Linked DNA regions of Homo sapiens: region 2 is linked to region 1. Evidence: chromatin loops called from intact Hi-C (ENCODE). Cell type or tissue: mesothelial cell of epicardium. All regions are shown on one strand. Region 1 overlaps TAFA5 (TAFA chemokine like family member 5). Region 2 has its middle 14 kb from the start of LINC01310.

What was found. Hi-C counts contacts between places; a loop is a spot of excess contacts. Peaks named below come from ENCODE experiments on the same cell type or tissue, not always from the same donor. Only the 100,000 strongest peaks of a DNase experiment are listed, where the experiment ranks them.
Region 2: it touches region 1 in a loop (15-fold over the local background); 2 of 110 quality-filtered maps call a loop at or near these places.

What each region holds. Positions count from the first base shown.
Region 1 is chr22:48,584,751-48,589,750 of GRCh38, reverse strand. All of the region lies in intron 1 of TAFA5 (TAFA chemokine like family member 5), which reads right to left. All of the region lies in intron 1 of LOC124900480 (a long non-coding RNA gene), which reads right to left. Among named protein-coding and RNA genes, the nearest start is that of TAFA5, 98 kb to the right of the region's middle. In mesothelial cell of epicardium, no CTCF peak of the experiment used is centred here; no DNase peak of the experiment used is centred here.
Region 2 is chr22:48,849,929-48,854,928 of GRCh38, reverse strand. No RefSeq gene overlaps it. Among named protein-coding and RNA genes, the nearest start is that of LINC01310, 14 kb to the left of the region's middle. In mesothelial cell of epicardium, no CTCF peak of the experiment used is centred here; no DNase peak of the experiment used is centred here.

The DNA of each region.
Region 1 (5,000 bases):
GTGTGGCCACATCACTCCAGACCCTGCGCTATCTTCACGAGGCCCCCTCTCTGTTTGCTTCTCTTCTCTTCTAAGGACTTGCCTTTGGAGTTTGGGTGCATCCTAACCTAAGGCACCATCATCTTGAGAACCTGACCTTAACTACATCTGCAAAGGCCCTTTTTCCAAATGAGAGAGCACCCTGGGTTTCCAGGTGGCTCTGTCTTTGGGGACCTCCAACCGACCCTGGGTTTCCAGGTGGCTCTGTCTTTGGGGACCTCCAACCAACCCTGGGTTTCCAGGTGGCTCTTTGGGGACCTCCAACCGACCCTGGGTTTCCAGGTGGCTCTGTCTTTGGGGACCTCCAACCGACCCTGGTTTCCAGGTGGCTCTGTCTTTGGGGACCTCCAACTGACCCCACAGGTGTACATTTCTCACAGGTGCAGAGACTCAAGTCCTCACTCTGCCTTTTCACATAAATGATCCCATGAGACCTACCAAACCCCCAGCCAGTCACCCCCTGGCCACCTTCCGCCAGCAAGCAGCCCATGTCCGGCATACAGCAGGTACTCAATACGTGCATGCCAAACTGAGGCCAGCATGTCTATCAAGGTTGTCCCCAAGGCAACCAGCGGGCAGGAGCAGGGAGTTGTCACTGTGCAGGCATTCCCTGGGGACAGGAGGGTCTGAAGATGGATTTTCTGGTTCTGCAAAGCACAGTTATTTATAAGCAAGGTCTGCATTCTTCTATCGGTGAAGCGAATCAGAAGGCCTGCTTGGCTGCTTCTGTAATCGGAGGAGAAGGAAGGTAATTGGCTAATAAAATCCACCTTCTCTGAGGCAGAGGCTGACTTTGAAGAGTGTGTATTGTAAAGGCTCCATGACCTCTTCTAAATATACCCAGGGAAGATCACGGGGGGCCAGGTTGGCTCCATGCGGTCCAGTTGGAATGGTCTCGGGGACGGGTCTTCCCACAGATTCCTGAGTCTTCTGCCAGGAGCATCCCCGAAGGCACTGTGCTCACCTGAACCAAGGGCCTTCTAGAACCTCCAGGCCCTGCCCTGCCCCAACCGGGAGGCCACAGAGGCAGGGAGGTGGCACCGAATCGTGCCCCCATCCCCGCAGGTCCCCGTTGTCACAGCAAGAGACCATAGCCCAGAAACCAGCCCCGATACCCAGCAGCCACCAGACTCAATCCATGGGGACCCACTTCGAGTCCAACACAGGGGACGGGGTGAGGAGTCCCACTGTCAACTTTGAAGGTAGCACCCACCCTGCCTGGGACCCTCTGCAGGACCCCTCCCACTGCGAGCAATGCCTTCCTTCCCCCAATGCCTCAGCAGAGCCTTTCAGGACGGGCAGTGCAGCCCCATCCAGGGAGCAAAGTCGGGAGAGAGGGCACCTGGTTCTCGGGCGGCCGCCGAGACTGCACTTTCTGCCCTTGCATTTCCTCAATGGCAAAGTCATGCAAGGATCACACCCTCTGCGCAGGTGGCCTGAGGAGCAAAGGAGGTGACAGTGAAGAGCAGTCACTGCGGTCATGGCCAGGCCCCTCTCACCAGACGCACCTGTGCTCAGCCCCAGGGGCTCACCACCTTGCCACCTCTGCCAAGATGACCCTTCTCCACACTTCAAGGCCAATGCTGACCCCTGGTGAACATCCAGTTCTCCCATGGACCAACCCCCCAAACCACTGGAGCCCCCATTATGCACAGATGGAGCTTGGCCAAGGGGGCTCCTGGCACCTGCAGGATAACCCGGGCCTGCCTGCTTCCCTTCTGGAGTAAAATGGGCAGGAACAAGGAGCCCGCCTAGCTGGGAAAGTGCGGGGACTGAGACAGAAAGTTCAGCCTGGGAGGGAGGGCTGCTTCTGGGAAGTTCAGGAGCCCCTGAGGGCAGGCAGAAGGCCGCCTCTGCGTGAGTCCTCCAAGCTCCAGGCCTTCCGAACCGCTGATTTGATTTTTAAAACGCAAAAGGAGAAGAAAAGGCAAGGGCAGAAGGCCGTGTTTGGAGCATGCTCACGCGGGTGGCTGGAAGGGTGTGTGTGAGGGCCGGGGAAGTGGGGAACCCGCACCCTGCCCTGAGGGCCAGAGAGCCAGGGCCTGGCCTACCCCACAGGGCGGCCCCATCAGCCAGAGGACCAGGTGTCCCTGGGACACTTCAGGTGACACCGGCTACCCTGGGACCCTCCAGGGCTCCATTCCCTGGGCTAGGAGTCCACAGAAATGCAGCAAAGGACAGGGCCAGCAGCCACTGCCTCCTTGGTGCCTGGAGCTGTGACTTCCTTAAATGCCTGCCTGCAGCCCACCCCGACCCGCCTGCAGCCCACACCTGGACTGCCCACAAACAGCTGCTCCTGTTCCACGCAAGGGCAGCAGCTCCCAGTGTGGCTGAGGACACAGCCCTTTCTTTACCACCAAAGCACAAAGCTGCAAAGAAGGGCAAGTCCCTGCAGTCCAGGACCCTCTGCCCACCCCGAGGCCCGTGAGATGAACCTAGGTGTGCAGACCCCTCCAGAACTCGTGCCCACAGCATCCCAGAGCCCCGGAATGCATGGGAAACCGTCATGGGCCTCCACACAGAAGGTCACCCCAAATTCAGGAGGAAGGAGAGCTACCCACCCACAGAACACTCTCAGCTGACGACGGCTTCCACACCCAAAGCATGAAGAGAGACCTGCATGTGCCATGAAGCCACAGGGAAACCACAGACAAACAGACACAGCTGACAGCACGGGCCTGGCTCCTGCACCCTGGACAGGGGGTCGGTGGAGGCCCGGTTCTCACCAGAGTCCCCATGTGGGGTAGGCCTTGATTACCCGGAGGGTGCCTTTTGGCTGCCCCGCACACTACAGCCCAGCCAGACACAAGGTGGGAGCCCATCCTGCCATCCAGGGGACATGGGGCAGGCCTCCCTCCCTGCCTCCTGCAACAGTGTCTGGACAAAGGGGCTGCATCCTTGAGGAACTCTCTAGAGAACACAGTGGGCACTGTCCAGGTCGCCCAACTGTGCATGGAAGATTCCAGACTGCACTTCAAAGACTCCGCCCACCAGGGTCCAAGCCACCTTCCCAGGACCTCCGGATCCAGAGAAGCCAGGCAAAATCCTGAGAACACCAGCCCTGCACCCCTGCAAATGTGTGCGAATCCCTCTCCAGACAGCGCAGTCCTGTGGCCAGTGCCTGTGGCCTCATCTGCTCCACAGACACGCCCAGCACTTGGCAGGGGTGGCTCCTGGGTTTTGCACAAGGTCACTGCTGGGGCCATCTGTCAGGGGACCCCCGTGGAAGTCCTCGGGCTTCCACTCCTTTTATCATTCCCTTCCTGCAAAGAGGAGACCGAGGGTCCCAGAAGCCCAGCCACTAGCCTGGTATCATGCTGCAGGTGGGGCTTCCTCGTCCCAAAGGTTATTTGCATAGGTGGGTGTGACCCTTGGGAGGAGCACAAGACCTGCAAGACGGGTGATGCAGCCTGCAGCAGGAGGTGCGTGTGCAATGCCCAGGCAACACCCACGCCACCTCTGCCTGGGGTCATAGAGAGAAGAGAGCCACGTGGCTGCACCTGTCCTGCTATCCTCTGGGATCTGCACCCTCCCTTGACCTCACTGGGCCACACTTGCCCCAGCTGTGAAGGTCAGGGCAGTACCTTCCTCCTCAGGAAGCCTCTGCAGAGGCCCAGCCAGCGAGGGCCAGGGTCAGGGTCCGGGTGAGGATGGGGACAAGGCTGCAGGGGCAGAGGCCGAAGCTGGGGTCCACCCTCCTCTCCCTTCCTCCAGAACGCCAGGCTGGGCCCACGGGGTGAGCTGCAGACTGTGTGGTGTTTGGGGTATCGTGTGTGTGCGGTGTGATGGGTGTAACGTGTGTTTATGATGTTTGGCTGTGTGTGTATAACATGCATGTGGTGTATGTTTGTGTGTGTGTGTCTTGGCATGTGTTTGTGTGGGGGTGTGTTTCTGCGCTTTGTGTGTGCGTGGCCTTCACAGGGTATGTGTGGTGTGTGTGTGGTATGCGTATTTGGTATGCGTATGTGGTGTATGTTATGTGTGTGTGTTGTGTGTGGTATATTCTGTGTCTGTGTATACGTTGTGTATGTTTGTGGTGTGTGTGGTGTGTGTGCATAATGCATAGTGTGTGTGTGATGTCTAGTGTGTGTGGTGTATTTTGTTGTGTGTGGTATCTGTGTGGTGTATTGTGTGTCTGCGGTGTGTGCTGTGTGGTATGAGCAGTGTGATGTTTTTTGTGAGTGGTGTGTGGTATCTAGTTTGTATGGTGTATGTGGTGTATTTTGTATGTGGTGTATGTGTGGTGTATTTTGTGTGGTGTGTGGGATGTGGCATGTGTGTGATGTGTTGTGTGTGTGTATGTGGTGTGTGGTGTGTGTGGTGTGTGCTGTGTGGTGTATGAATATTTTGTATGTGTATGTGGTGTATTTTATGTGTGTGTGTGTGAATATTTTGTATGTGTATGTGGTGTATTTTATGTGTGTGTGTTGTGTGTGGTTAGGTGGTATATTATCTGTGTATGTATGTTGTGTATGTGGTATGTTTGTGGGTTTCTGTGTGTGTGTGGTGTTTGGCATGTGGTATGTGTGCACAGTGTGTCGTGTGTGGTGTCTAGTGTGTGGTGTATTTTGTTGTGTGTGGCATCTGTGTGGTGTATTGTGTGTGTGTGCGTGGTGTGTGCTGTGTGTGTAGTGTATGCTGTGTGTGTGATGTTTTTGTGAGTGGTGTGCGTGTGGTATCTAGTGTGTGTGGTGTATTCTGCATGTGGTGTGTGTGTGTACATGTGAATGTGTGTGATGTATTTTCTGTGTGGTGTGTGTGTGATATCAGTGCAGTGTATTTTGTGTGTGTGTGTGTGGTGTGTGTGTGTGAGATGTATTTTGTGAATGGTGTGCTTGTGGTATGTGGTGTATTTAGCGTGTTGTGTGCTGTGTGTTGTATACGTGTGTATGCGTGTGTGCTGTATTTTGTGTGGTGAGTGGCATGTAGCGTGTGTGATGTGTGTGGTGTGTTGTGTGTGT
Region 2 (5,000 bases), 270 kb before region 1:
CCTTTGCCCCAGCCAAGTCCACTCCCACATTGTTCCCCCTTCCACATTTGATCTCCAAGTTTCCCACTCACCAGAGTGGTCTTTCATGAAGACCTGCTTCTCATTTCACTCCCCCACAGACCACTTCTCAGGCTCTGACTCACAACCAACCAAGCTCACCCTCCATGCAAAGCCTCAAAGCTTTGAATGAGCTGATGCTTCCTTTCTGACTCATCTCACCTCCTGCTGCTCCCCCTTTGCTGCCATTGCTGGTGGTCCCTGGGTTCTTGGTGGTTCCTCCCTCTTGAATGCATTTCCCTTCCTCTTCACCTGATGCCTATCCATCCTTCAGCTCCCAGATTAAGCAATGTGAGTGGAAAGGCACAATTTAGAAACCTAACATGCACAGGCTCAAAGGTATGCACAAACACGTTTGGTCCTGAGATGGCTCTTGCAACCTTTGCTGTGGCAAGAGGGGCTCCTGGTGACCAGGGCAGCAGAACCAGTTCTTGGAAGTGATAGAGGGATGTGCCAAGTGCTCCCTGATCCCTTCTGCTCCTTGGTGGCTCCTCACCTCAAGCTCCTCTTGCCTCTGCTCCTGCAGGTGCTGTGGCTGAACCTGCCATGGCAGAGGGCAGCCCCAGTCTCCTGCTCTCCACCACCCTCCCCACCCCCAAGTGGCAAAATCCTACCCCCACTTTGGTAGTGAGGGAGACCCAAAGCAGTCCATGATTCTGTTGGAGTAAAAAGGGGACTGCCAGCCCACACAGCCCTGCCAGCTCAGCTCAGCCTCTGTGTCCCTCCCTCCATGCACTCTCATGTCTGTGTCTCTGTTCGGGGATTCACTTTTCTCCACTGCACCTGCTTTTCTCCATGAGACCATATTCATGCTTTCCAGTCTCTGGCCAGGGAGAGGCCAGGGAGCCTCACTCTCTAGGAAGGGGTCCAGCTGGCCAGGCTTGAGCCACCTCTGTCTTCTTGTTGCCCAGAGGGGCCGTGTGCTATCAGAGGAGGAGAGGCCAGCACAGTGGGGTGACTGGGCTATGGTCCCGATGGGCAGCTGTCCATGTTCCCCGCTACTGGGCTGTGTCATATGTCTGTACTGGCTAGTTAACAGCTGGGCAGAGTCACTCTGAGCAACCTGTCCCCTTTCTTTCAGAGCAGATCCAGGTCCTGGGTTATGTGGGCCCCATGCCCATCCCCAGCAGGCCCAGCTCAAGCTGGAAGACAGACTCCTCCGTGCTCACACAGCAGGGGTGAGAACACGGGGGCGTGATGAGACCCAAACCAATGAGCCTTGCCTCCCTTTGGCCCTTGTATTAGTCCCTTTCATACTGCTATAAAGAACCGCCCAAGACTGAATAATTTATAAAGGAAAGAGGTTTAATGGATCCACAGTTCAGCAAGGCTGGGGAGGCCTCAGGAAACTTACAATCATGGTGGAAGGCGAAGGGGAAGCAAGCACCTTCTTCACAAGGATGCAGGAAGGAGAAGTGCTAAGTGAAGGGGGAAGAGCCCCTTACGAAACCATCAGATCTCATGAGAACTCCCTCACTATCATGAGAAGAGCATGGGGGAAACCGTCCCTAGGATTCAGTTCCCTCCACCTGGTCTCTCCCTTGACACGTAGAGATTACGGGGATTGCAGTTCAATATGAGATTTGGGTGAGATAGGAAACCTAACCATATCAGCACTAGAGGAGTTGTGGCTGCCCAAGTCTCTGGCTAAAGTCACTGAAAGTCCTTGGGCTTCAGAGGTGCATGGATGGGAGGACGACTCCTGCTTTCAGTGAACTCATCTGAGGAAGTGGCTGGCCAGCAGGATCTAGAGCTGCTCGGACAGGGGTGGGAGAGGAAGGGGTATTTTTAAATATGAAGGATGCGTTTAAGGACCACAAACCCACATTCCAGGAACGCCAGGCCTCCTCAACTTCCTTCTTAGAGATGCTTGAATTCCTGCCAGCCTGTTCTGAGTCCCAGGACCTCTTGAGCCCCAGGACCCCTATCCCTCCCACTGTATCCTGGGGGCTCCAGTTCTCAGCTTCTGGGCTGTGCTAGGGGAGGATCTGCAGATGGAGCTGGGGGATCGTTCCAGGGAGGAGAGGGGACCCTCTGGCCTTCCACAGTGAGGGTTTGTCCTATTCCTCAAAGCTCCCTCAAAGGATGCGTCAAGTCACCTGCCTGGCAGACAAGAGGGATTCTGCCCCAGGCAGGGGACAGGGTGTGGCTTTTCCATCTCTCTCTCCCCATGCTGTTCCTGTAGGCAGGAGGTGGGTTAGGGGTGGGCCCAGTGGGCTGTGAATAGTTGCAGGGGGGCTATCAGCACCCTCTGAGGGGACGGGTCTTTAGTCGTCTCAGTCAGGAGGGTCTGATGAAGCTTTGAGGCTAAACCACCCTCTGATCACTGGCGCAGGCCCAGGCCTGCTCCTGCCCGCCATTCCAGAAAAGTAACAATAGTGAGGTGCATGGATTTCTGTTGAAAGGAACATTAAGATTTATCGACTCGAGAGGTTTCTATCGATTCCCGTGGAAGCAAGGTCAGTGTGCGCCTGCGGAAGGAACGTCAGCCCCTTTCCTGAGGTGAGGAGTCAATATTTGCTCTTTCCTGGCTGTCACTCAGCGGCCAGGCCACCACTGTCCATTCTCAAGGTTAACCCAGTCTGCAGCTGCGGAGGGACCCAAGGACAGAGGGAGAAGACCACAGCCACAGCCGGGAGCTGTGCGTCTCCAGGATGCCCAGGAGAAAGCCAGGGACAGACCACAGATCCGGCGCTGGGACGGGCCCTCTGCTCCTGCAGACACCCATGCACCGAGATTAAACACGCAGTAGCTCCAGGCCCTGCCAGACTTTCGTCCCTAACTCAAGGGGTGCCTCTGGTGCACACCTCACACCTGCCCTGGTTCCTTGCTTCCCTTGGCCAATAACAGATGAGGCCCGAGCCTGTCTCAGCAGAGCAGGGAAGGAGCTCAGCGCCCCGTCAGACTCTGCAGGTGTCTGTTCCATTTCCCACCTCCTGAAGCCATGTGCCCCCACAATCTCACACAAAGCTGGGAGGCACTTGGGGAGAGCACCATGATGACAACCTCGGGACCCTTCTGGCTCCTGTGTCTCAGTAAGATGCAGGGAGCTGATACCTCCACGTCGGAGCAGACAGGTGCTGAGGACCAAAGATCTGAGATGGAAACGGTGTCCACCTGGGCTCCAGAACCCATTTTCTAGCACGCCCATGGGGCCTGGTGTCCACAGATACCTCGGTGAGCTCAGAATGACACTGTGGTCATTTTCTGGAGCAGTGATGCTCTCAACTGAGATCTCCGGACCTGAAACCCTCCCCTGGGCTGGTCCATACTTCACGGTGGCTACGCGAGATGGCTGCACAGAGTCCCATCAACTAAACACTCACCTGGGCTGGTCCATACTTCACGGTGGCCACGCATGAGAGCTGCATGGAGTCCCATCAACTAAACCCTCCCCTGGGCTTGTCCATACTTCACGGTGGCCACGCGAGATGGCTGCACAGAGTCCCATCAATTAAACACTCACCTGGGCTGGTCCATACTTCACGGTGGCCACGCGAGATGGCTGCACAGAGTCCCATCAACTAAACACTCACCTGGGCTGGTCCATACTTCACGGTGGCCACGCGAGATGGCTGCACAGAGTCCCATCAATTAAACACTCACCTGGGCTGGTCCATACTTCACGGTGGCCACGCGAGATGGCTGCACGGAGTCCCATCAACTCACCAACTGGGCTTCTTGTTGCCATTTTCCTCCTGCAGCAGAGCCTGCACCTTTCCACAGAGAGATCTGTGTCTCTTTCTTCATGGAACAGGTCCATGATAGCCCTGCCAGGGCCACCAGCCGCTGACCTCCTGTAAGTCCTCCTGCTTAGAGCTTGTCCATCTTCACAAAACGGGAATCTGTTAGAGCACCCATGTGTCATTCTACCATTGAGCGCTGTCCCTTCTTGGCGGACTCCAGGCGTAGCTGAGCCAGGCTTCCTCTTTAGCTATCCGCTGCGAGGCTGTGGGGGGCTCTGGCTGGGCCTCAGCCACCTTCTCCTGTCTGCAAGGTGGGAGCCCTGGCAGAGCAGGGATGTGCGAAGATCTCTGGAGCCCAGGGAGCCGCCAGCCCTCTGTCTGCAGCTGGGGATTCCTGGCGGTGCCCTCTTGGGAGGTTTGGAGGGTGACTAGAGAGAAAGCAGGAAAAACGACCAATCAGTCACCTGGTGCACAGAGCCCAGAACACCCTCTCTCCTCCCTTTTCCATCTAAAGAGAAGAAAGAACGGGATGGATGTAGAAACCCCAAGGGGGCTCTGGGACCCCCTGCCCCTTCCCTCCCAGGTGGGCCTCTCAGGTGCCTCTCGCCCAGGGTGGAGCTCTGGAGGCAGATGAGGATCCCCTGTGGGGACAGCTCCTGTGTGGCAGGTCTGCCTGGACAGGGGAGGCCCTATGGTGCCTGCGATGGCCCCCGCCCCCTGGCTCCTCGGGTGCTCCCCGCGAGTCTCCTCTGCAGCTCCTCCTCACCTCCCTCCTCCTCACCTCCCTCCTCCTCACCTCCCTCCTCCTCACCTCCCTCCTCTTCACCTCCCTCCTCCTCACCTCCCTCCTCCCCACCGCCTTCCTCCCCTCCCTCCTCCTCGGGTGCTCCTGGCCAGTCTCCTCTGCGGCTCCTCCTCACCTCCCTCCTTTGCACACAGCTGGGCTCTCTGAGGCGCCTTTCCCTGCCCACGACTCCCTGAGTGGCTTTGAGCTTCCCTGTGGCTTTAAGCACCACTCATGCCCCTGACTCCCAGAGGTGCCTGTGGAGTCCACACCCTCCCCAGAGCCCAGGCAGCTGGCAGGACTGTCTGCTCTGAAGGTGCTGTCGCCGTGGCTACAGCTCCTCTCATCTCCCACCTCTGATTTTCCCTTCATCCATCTTCCCTGTCCCAGTAATGGCACTGCCACCCACAGCTGCTCCTGCTACTGACCAGGAGCCAGTGTCCCTCCTCAGGCTCACCCCAAGGCCACTGTTT